Linked DNA regions of Homo sapiens: region 2 is linked to region 1. Evidence: read pairs that join two places in POLR2A ChIA-PET (ENCODE). Cell type or tissue: Panc1. All regions are shown on one strand. Links, peaks and the distances in the headings refer to the core of each region. The heading gives the core; the rest is flanking DNA.

What was found. Peaks named below come from ENCODE experiments on the same cell type or tissue, not always from the same donor. Only the 100,000 strongest peaks of a DNase experiment are listed, where the experiment ranks them.
Region 2: POLR2A ChIA-PET joins it to region 1 with 8 read pairs; 1 of 35 experiments calls an interaction of 5 or more read pairs at or near these places.

Annotation. Positions count from the first base shown.
Region 1 is chr2:200,414,422-200,419,573 of GRCh38, forward strand. It overlaps SPATS2L (spermatogenesis associated serine rich 2 like), which reads left to right. Exons shown (of 13, transcript NM_001100423.2): 5 at 1,958-2,007; 6 at 4,829-5,075. All of the region lies in intron 5 of LOC101927741 (a long non-coding RNA gene), which reads right to left. Among named protein-coding and RNA genes, the nearest start is that of KCTD18, 93 kb to the right of the region's middle. In Panc1, for the core only: no CTCF peak of the experiment used is centred there; no DNase peak of the experiment used is centred there; H3K27ac peaks cover 2,456 bases.
Region 2 is chr2:200,660,847-200,665,998 of GRCh38, forward strand. AOX1 (aldehyde oxidase 1) reads left to right here. Exons shown (of 35, transcript NM_001159.4): 30 at 733-785; 31 at 2,009-2,123. Among named protein-coding and RNA genes, the nearest start is that of LINC01792, 72 kb to the right of the region's middle. In Panc1, for the core only: no CTCF peak of the experiment used is centred there; a DNase peak (open chromatin) is centred at 2,054.

The DNA of each region.
Region 1 (5,152 bases), core at 1,103-3,602:
GTTTGAGACCAGCCTGGACAACATGGCGAGACACTGTCTCTACAATTTTTTGTTTTTAATTAGTCTAGAGTGGTGACACATGCCTGTAGTCCCAGCTACTCTGGAGGCTGAGGCAGGAGGATTGATTGGACCCAGGAAGTCGAGGCTGCAGTGAGCCATGTTTGCACCACTGCACTCCAGCCTGGGCAACAGTGTGAGACCCCGTCTCCAAAAAGAAAAAAAAACCAAAACCATAAAAAAAGCCAAACAACTGACAGTCAAAAATATTTGTTAGGAGTCATTTATGAGGCATACAGAAAGCGCTCTGAGTGGCTGAAAAACTCCAAGCCGTTTCAGTATAATTAAAATTTAATAATAACAGTTTCAAAATCCTCTGTAAATATGGGTATTTCTTCTTCAAAATTAGTCCCTAAAGCTCATTGTCCAAATTACAAATAGAATGTATATCAAAACATGAAAATTAGAGGACTAATTGAATATGGCAGTTGTGAAAGCAATAAGCAACTCACCACCACTTTCTGATTAAAATGAACAGTATTTAGCATTTTTAAGTTTTAGTTTTATTTAGAAAACTGAAGCGTAGCTATAAGTAAGTACTGCCCTAATTATTATTAACCAAGACTTACCAAGAAACTTAACAAAAGGGACTTTCTAAATTTCTTCTAAAGGAAAATGCTGTGAAACATTAATTCTCTGGACAAATTAGAGAAAGACCAACCCAGTTAATAAAAAGTCTGAATTATAGCTTACTTTTAGGTGCAGTCTTATTATTTCAAGTACATGCAACTCAGACAAGTCTAAGAGGGGCGTTGAGTTGGAAACTTTAAATAGATAGGAATTATTAGCCTGTCTAAACATTAGTCAAAGCCATATGGCCTTCTGCTTATCTAACAGTGACAGTAGACTCAATAATTAGGACCCTACTAATTTGAAATTTATTATAAAGACCAGCCTGAAATTTATCTTTGTTTGGCCAACATACTCCTTTTAGAGAGCTATTAGTATATTTAGATTGTATGAGAATTTTTAAAATTGTTAAAAGAATATACTTAAAAGAGCTACTCTCTTTTAGAAATACTGTGCCTATTTATTTGAAAACAACTGATATCCTCATTACCAATAACTTGTTATTGAAACCACCTTCAGCACAGTGGGAATGAATGAATGAACTTTGTTAGACTATGGAGAAACATGGATTGCAGCTGGCCAGCGATAAAACATTTTTTTAATGTCTTGTAATTTAATTAGGCATTTAATTTATATATAATTTAATATAATTTGAATATAATTTAATTAGGTATCTTCTCTGAGTCAGTGCAGTTCTACCGATATATGTGAATGGGATGGACAGAACCTGGGGCCCAACTTTTCACTTAATGAACTTTTTTTGGTTTCAAGGTAGAAGCCTTGTAGACCACATCCCATCTCTATCCATGCTAACTCTAGAGAAACTAATATCATTGTAATATGTCTTCCTCATCCCCCTGCAAGATGTGAACATATGAATAGGGACAGAGAAAGAGAAAGAATGGCCAAACAGAAAGCTGTGATTCACATTGTTAATAATATTCAGAATCCCATATTTGGTTCAGAAGATTATAGGTATTTTTATTCATATATCAAACAGAATAATTTTAATTCTACTTATGGCAACAAAGCTGCTAGAAAATTCTCAAGATATATTTCATTTTCCGTACGACAATATAATGATAAAAAAGTAAGCTTCATGTAGTGAGGCTTAATATTTTGATAAAACCAAGATCATACAGTGAATTAAATGAAAATCTGGGAAATAAAAAATGAAACTGGCATTTTTATTAAGATAGGATGTATCAAAACAAATGAAAAAGCCAAAAAAAAAAAAAAAAAGCTGCTACCAAGATGGAAAGACAGAGATGAATTTTGTGTGGTGTTTTATGATGTGAATATTTGTTGAAGATTCTTTGTCTTTATCTAGGCAGTGCAATTCAAGTTCTAAAAGAATGGAATATGACAGGAAAAAAGAAGGTAAGATTAATATTGATTGTAAATTGGTAACATCTTCAATCAAAACCTTCATGGTTGTTATCATTTTAACAAGGCTGCCAATTTTTTGCTTCTTTCAAGTATGTTAATATATACACCCAGAAAGCTTCCAAATTCATGACTCTCGGAAATTAGCAGATACTCTCAGATACTCTCACTAGTAATGCCCTTATTTTCTACTCAGTGTTTTTAACAACCAGGTGTGCTTAAGAAGTCCCAGAGTTGTTCTCTTTTTTAAGTATAAAGGGGAGCCCAGCTGGAGAATTCAAAGGATTCAAAACATTAACTTGCCTGAACGTATCCTGTAGCACAAAGAAAAAAATTAAGGAGTATTTTAAAGATACTTGAAAACTTCTAAATATATTTTCACATGTTTTTCCACCTGAAAGAATCTGTCCAAGGCTGCCCTGAGATGCTTTTTGGCCGAATTCTAAGGTAGATCATTAATAAAAGAAGAAGAAAAGAAAATGCCTTAGAACCATAGTAAGTAAGGGGCTTTCTTGAACACTGGCGTACTGCTCTTTGAGAACAAAGGGAAGGGGATTTTACTGTGTCCCATTCAAACTGGTTTGCTTTCTTGTCGAGTCACAAAGGGCCTGGGATTTCTGGGAGCTCGTGAGATGCGTCTGTGCATACACACTAGCAAAAGTGTGCCGCTCCTTTCAAAGTAACTGTTCCACTCATTCCTGCTATGACACAGCAAGGCCTTGTGTTTCGGATTTCCCAGGATATAGTACGCCAGTCTACCCTTCCCAGTGGGGGAAGATCACAGGCCTGCAAAACAGGTTCTGAACAAACAATAACACAGTATTACTTTCATAAAACCCGAAGATTACTGAAATTACAGGAATCATCCTTTCCGTTTTTCTCCTCCTAGTTTCATGTAGAGTAGGAAAATTATGAGTTTTTTTTTTAACCTTTGTATGCCACCATCTTTGACAATCTCTGCTTGTCTTTAATCATAGCTTCCCAGGCCTCTGTGTGAGATGAACATGATTTGCAAGTGATTGAAAGGCAGTATTTAGACTTACATAGAAAAATTTCAAATGTGTGGTTTGGGTATTAGATTTTTCTGATGTGAAAAAAAGAGCAGACAGCAGCTGCAGACCCAACTCATTACTGAGTCTTCCTCCTGGAGGTTGAAAAGGAAAATGGTCTCCCAGCCAAGTAGATGTGAGGCTTGAGAGCCAGAAGCTGCTGTGGGTGTTTTGTGGGAATAAGTGCCACTGGCCTTGCCTTCAACCTGGGACACACACCTCTCACCTAGGAAAGCACTTACTGGGGCATGATTGTGGTTCCAAAGGAAAAAAGCAGGGAGGAGAATTGAGAAGAAAAAACTGTTTATTTTTACTTCTTTTGTAAATGTGTTGAAGAACGAAGCCACGCTGATGTTCAGCTGGCACGCACTCATTCAGCAGGTGGGACAGGGTCTTTCTTATGGGTCGGCGTCTGTTCTGATTGGCCGGGGCTGGTACCATACTGCTTGTTGAGTACACTGAGTATCAACTGGGTACAAAGCAACATCAAGTCAAACATATAACATAATTAGGAACAACAGCTTCTTAATTTTCTTGATATTCTCATGTATTCACCATTAGAGCATTTTAAGAGAGATATAGTAAAACTCCGCATTTTAGACTCTTGTGATATTGGGGGGTCTAAACAATTTCAATTGTATAAAATGCAGGGTGGTTTTATTTCAAAGGAAATAAAATGAAGCCTTGTAATGCTGTTCAGCTAGCAGCCGAGAGGTCCAGGGGCTTTCTCACCGGAAAAGGGGGACTTATATCACTTTGGCATTACCTTGAAGCTGTTGTCTGCTCCAGCTGAAATATTCATGGGATGGCAGGGCGCAGTGGCTTGTGCCTGTAATCTCAGCACTTTGGGAGGCAGAGGCAAGAGAATCACTTGAGCCCAGAAGTTTGAGACCAGCTTGAGCAACATAGGGAGACCCTGTATCTACAAAACATTTTAAAAAATAGCTGCATGTGGTGGTGCATGCCTGTAGTAACAGCTACTCAGAAGGCTGAGGTGGGAGGATCGCTTATGCCCAGGGGGTTGAAGCTGCAGTGAGCTGTGATCACACAACTGCATTCCAGCCTGGGCGACAGAGCCAGAGTGAGACCTTATTAAATAATAAATAAATAAATAAATAAATAAATAAATAAATAATCATGGGGATGATTATGGATCCTGTGGCTACCTGGGACTTCCTAGACAATGACAGCAATTCCAGGAATCTCCTTGTTGACTGGTTTCTATTTCAGAGACCCAACCTGAATTTTAAGGACCTACCTTCTGTGTCCTCATTTTACAAGAAGAAGTTGCCTGCCTTTTCCCTAGTAGTCCTCCCCTTTACCTCTCCTTCTGCCGAGCAGATGGGAACCTTAGTGGCCTCCTTGCCTCCCCAGCATTCACCACTTTGAGATGAGAGCTACTCCCCAGTGGCAGGATAACTGAAATCAAATTTTTTCAGGATGGTTATCACCAGATTTTACTATAGAACCTCAAGTTGCTCAAATAATATGTCAGCTATTTAAGCCATTCCTTGTTGTTTTTTTCTTCCTTTTATTGGAACCTTTTTTATTGTGTTTATGAGGTGAAAGTTTATACAACTTACTATAAGAAAGAAGATACTTAAATTAACTTGGGTGGTTAATAAAGATGTAAATATTCTTCATCCAGTCTATAAGAAGAGCCAGGAACCAAAAAAGATAGCATATCTTATTTTCATCTCTCAGATTCACCTTATATTTCAAGAGTCTGAGTTGAATATTATGTTCTCATTTGTTTCTCATTCTAGAACAATAAAAGAAAAAGAAGCAAGTCCAAGCAGCATCAAGGCAACAAAGATGCTAAAGACAAGGTGGAGAGGCCTGAGGCAGGGCCCCTGCAGCCGCAGCCACCACAGATTCAAAACGGCCCCATGAATGGCTGCGAGAAGGACAGCTCGTCCACAGATTCTGCTAACGAAAAACCAGCCCTTATCCCTCGTGAGAAAAAGATCTCGATACTTGAGGAACCTTCAAAGGCACTTCGTGGGGTCACAGGTCAGTAATGCTTAAGTAAAATTGCTTAGGAAGGCATAGATGAAAAGAGCACAAAGGGAGCTCATTGGGGCTGCTGT
Region 2 (5,152 bases), core at 851-3,350, 250 kb after region 1:
CTGGGCATATTTGTTTCTGTCCTCTGTCCCATGCTGCCTGAGCCCAGAAAGCCTGAGTCAGTGTGGCTGGAGAAAGCTGGAGAGAGGTGCAGCATGGAGAGTAGTACTCCACCACCATGAGATGCAGCCATTCAGCCCACTTTCTTCGCTAATGATTGATGTGCTTCTGACCTTCATTCCTAGACTTAGGGACTTGGACCTGACCCTGATTTTTGTGCATAGTAGTCAGCTCTGTGTACTGCAGAGTTTTGGTGTAAATGGTACAATTTAGCAAAATTATTCCCCTCACCTGAAACAAATGTGTCCAGAAAGGATTGACAGTTCCCATAAATATGAATTATAAAATGAACCCTTACTCTATAGACTAGCAGAAACCTGATATTAAAATTAAGCAGCCAACCAAGCATTGTTTTCTAAAATGTCCCATCTTAATTGAAAATTTTCTGCAGATGACTGAGTGAATTTCTTCCTAAGTGGAACATATGTTGATGACTTTAGTCCAGCCTGTATCATACCACAGCGGGCATTTAGTACAATCATAGGTGCTGAACAAACAGCTACAAGCCGTGAACCACAGAGGAGAAAGCCAAAAGGAATGGATTAATCTGGGTCCTTCCTGGTTACTATTGCTGATAGTTTTATTTAACACACAGGGTAAAATTAAAATTGAAGTCTTGAGTGATTCTTTCTTTGGGCATCCTTGTTGCATCATGCTATGCTCTTCCTTCACAGGCACAGACTGCTTTTGATGAAAGCATTAACCTTTCAGCTGTTGGATACTTCAGGTAAATACTCCCTCTGATCACATGCTATGGAGAAGAACAGTGGTATCTTGAGGAAGAGTTTCAGTTCCCTTGCAATTTTGGCAAACGTTGACTTTCTACCTTCTATTTACCCATGGTTATAAAGAACATTTAACTGCTAGTTAATCCATGGTTGTGGTTATAAAGAACATTTAACTGCTAGTATCCAGAAAGACTTCTGTTAGGAAAAATAGGCACACAAAATTCAGCTTAACTGATGATTCTAATCATAGTGGGTGGTATTATAAGGCTCTCTGTGGTTAGTACTTGGAATACTCGGCAGTGGTTGACTTTTTGTTGAAAACACGATCTATCTCTTAAGAAACAAAGGTAGGGGAAAGCAAATTAAACCCATAAGATGGGTACCATTTTACACCTTCAGGATTGGCAAAAAAGAAATTGGACCATAACCATGTTACATTAAGATGTGAAACAACAGGAACTCAGTGAATCTGGAAAACAGTTTATTAAATTATTTTAATGGAAAGTGAAAGCTGTCTGAGAGCAGGGTGATGTAGAGCCTTACCTGGTTTGATCACTTTGCCATTGGTGCGGGACCTGGGCACTGACTGCCTGTCAGGAACAGGCATTGGAAGCATTTTTAATGGCCACCTCCAGGTTGCAGGGCAGCAGAGGAGAGAGGGTAGAGAGTTCTGCAAGCTGCTGACCCATGCTTCTGTTTTACCATTATTTATTTGATGTTCTTAAAGATTAGTTAGGAACAGAGCAGGCCATGGAGCTTGATGGTGAGAGACCAGAGTAGAGACAAAGAATGGGAGCCATGGGACCTGATCCTTCACACAGAGGGGCAAATTCTGGAGCCAGAAAGATAGACAAAGCAGGCAAGCATGCACCTTTGAAATAGCGTTTGGTGTAAAATGAAGGTTGAGTTCCCCAAATCTGATGATCCAATATTAGCCAAAAGCAGTAAGATGGACATTCAGGAAGTAAGAAGCTAACCTCCAGGAGTAAGGAGGCACCAGTCAGGAGTAGTTAGATGTTTTTATCAGACAAAGCAAGTTTTAAAAGAAAAAACTAAATACTTATTTATTCAACACATTTATCGCACATACATTAGGTGCTGGCACATACATTAGGTACAGGTATATTCCTGTGGCTTGCATAAATCCTCATGGGTCTGTTTAGTCATCATGGTCTGCAATTAGGGGACGTGATCACTTAACAACACTCACTGTTTCTTCCAGAGGTTATGAGTCAGACATGAACTGGGAGAAAGGCGAAGGCCAGCCCTTCGAATACTTTGTTTATGGAGCTGCCTGTTCCGAGGTTGAAATAGACTGCCTGACGGGGGATCATAAGGTCAGTACCGGTTGGAAAGGTCTTCAAGTTGCACTTAGGATGCACCTAAATTCCACAGATGCCATCTATCTGAGGAGAGCTTAGTGAGTGGCAGCATCGTGCATTTGGCCTAAGGGTGATTTCCCTGGATTACCAGAAGAAAATAGAATCCCCACAATTGCCTTGGTGATCTGGTTGCTGCCATGGAAAACAACTGGTGGCCTGTCTTTATTTCCCTGGCCCTTTTAAATGGAATCAGGAAAGAAACTACATGAAGAAAGAAACATGCTCTAAAGGGGGCTTTCATGTAGACTATTGGCACAACCAGCAATTCTGACTTTTTATGAGAAATGCCAAGATATGACATTCTTGAAGGATTTCATAGACATCTGTAATCTGCTAACAAGCACCAAGCCAGCCCAGGGCAGGTAGTGGCCACTTTTTTATATCTTTTACTCAGCTAGGTCTTGCCTTTTAGAAGTCCAGTGTGCTATCCATTGTGCCACAGAGCTGGCTTGGTCTTGCTTTTTAGATAGTTTAAGAGCATCCTTATGCTTTCAAGGGATGCTCTGAAGAGATACACACACATACACACAAACACACACACACACACACACACACACACTCTCTCTCTCTCTCTCTCTCTCTCCCCCTCTTTCTGTCTCTGTTGCTTCAAAGACTCATAGAATTTCTCCTCTTGTACCAGAGCCTTCGGGAGTAAAAGAAGCCACTTACTGGTCACTGTCAATACTAATAAATGATCACTGATACATTAAATGGGACTGTGATACCCTAACAACTGTCATGTGACCAAGCTACCAGTTTAGTGATAATCTCTTCCAAAATGTACCTAGAAGCAAGCTCTAGTTCTTGATATTTACAAATATCCTCTATGCCTGTGTTCTTGGATTGTGATCAGATTTAAATTTTCATTTAATAAGTCTCCAGCATGTATTTTTTAAAACTATAGTCAACCTAATCTCTGAAACTATGGTCACTTTTATTGAACCTGCCTTTTCAAGTATCTAACCTGTCTGGTTCTAATTCAGACTGGATCTCTATAGGGTAACCTCGCACTAGGGCAAAACAGTGATCACTTTGAGCATGGTTTTTGTGTTAGACTAGCAGCCCTACACTACTAGGGAGCGGGTTCTTGCATAGAACTGATTTCTGTTTGTTTGTTTGTTTGTTTTTGAGACAGAATTTCACTCTGTCACCCAGGCTGGAGTACAGTGGCTTGATCTTGGCTTACTGCAATCTCTGCCTCCTGGGTTTAAGTGATTCTTGTGCCTCAGCCTCCCAAGTAGCTGGGATTACAGGCTGCGCCACCACACCCAGCTAATTTTTGTATTTTTAGTACAGACATGGCTTCACCATGTTGCCCAGGCTGGTCTCAAACTCCTGGCCTTCAAGTGATCCACCCACCTTGGCCTTCCAAAGTGCTGGGATTATAGGCCTGAGCCACTGTGCCCTGCCCATATAACTGATTTCTAAGTCCCTTCTCCCTCAAAGCAAAAGTTGGTGAAAACTTAGTCATGTGGATTTTCTTATATTCCTATATATGCATTGTCCTTGTTAAGATCCAAGAACAAGGTAATAATTAGCCTAGTATGAAATTTTAAGGCATGTTCCTATAACTTATTTGAATGATCTTAGGGGATGTGTCATATAGCCTCATCAGATGCCTTCATAAAAGCTAAATCTCAGCTCAGGTTAGTGTCACTGCTAGGCAAAGGGCCAGAATGTGACATTCTACCAGGGGCCCTCCCCAAAGGCCTGTTTCTCAGCCATTCTCCTGTTGATAGACTTGCCCTTATTCCGGCAAAATTTTCCTCACTTTGAACCTACATCTAAATATCAGTTACCTGTTCTGTACAACAAATTACCCCCAAACTTAGTGCTGAAAACAGTGGATGCTCATTAGCTCACACCACTTCTGAGGGGCTGGCCTCCGGGAGTGGCTTATCTGGGTGATTCTGCATGAGGCTTGTCAAGCTGTGGCTGGGGCAACAGTCATCTCAAGGCTCAACGGGGACAGGAGAATCCTGTTCCATCTCCCTCCATCATAGCGTTGTTGACAGGAGGCTCAGCTTCTCACTGGCTGTTGGCCAGAGGCCTCCATTCTTTGTCATGTGGATACCTCTTTGTAGGCTGCCTGAGTGTCCTCAGGACAAGACAACTGGCTTCCTCCAGAGAGACCAGCCCAAGAGAAAAAGAGAGAGCATGTGCAAGCGAGAGAGTACCCGAGACAGAAGCCCAGCTTTATAACCTAATCTCAGAGTGACTACTGTCACCTCTGCCATAGCCTACTGGTCAAACAGGCTGGCCTGGTAGAGTATAGGAGGAGACTACATATGGATGTGAATACCAGGAGGTGAGGATTATCCAGAGCCATCTTTTAGGCAGCCTACCACAACCTAGATCCACTCTCTCCAGTCCTAACAAAAGACACGACAGACAGCACTAAGCCTACAGCTTTGTGGGTTGTTTTTTTCTGTTTTGAGGTGGATTCTTGCTCTGTTGCCCAGGCTGGAGTGCAGTGGCATGATCTCAGTTCACTGCAGCCTCTGCCTCCTGGGTTCAAGTGATTCTCGTGCCTCAGCCTCCTGAGTAGCTGGGACTACAGGCACGTGCCATCACCCCTGGCTAATTTTTGTATTTTTAGTAGAGACGGCATTTCACCATGTTGGCCAAGCTGGTCTCAAACTCCTGGCCTCAAGTGATCTGCCCCCCTCGGCCTCCCAAAGTGCTGGGATTACAGGCATAAGCCAGCCCCACCAGCCTAAGCACACAGCTTTGAAAGCACAACCTTCACTAACACTGAAGACTTTAGAGCTCCTCCTCTAACCTTCAGCTGAGGCCACTTATCTCCTGGAAGGCCAGTCTTGCTGACTGATGTCAAAGAGGACTTTACATTTTACTGTGTGTTTAAATAAGAAATGTGAGTTCCTGAAGTTTTATTATTGTCAAACATTCCAGATCATTATCTAATTTTCAAATGTTACATGAAAGTCCCAGATCAAATAAGGAAACTCTTGGATTTCTTTTGT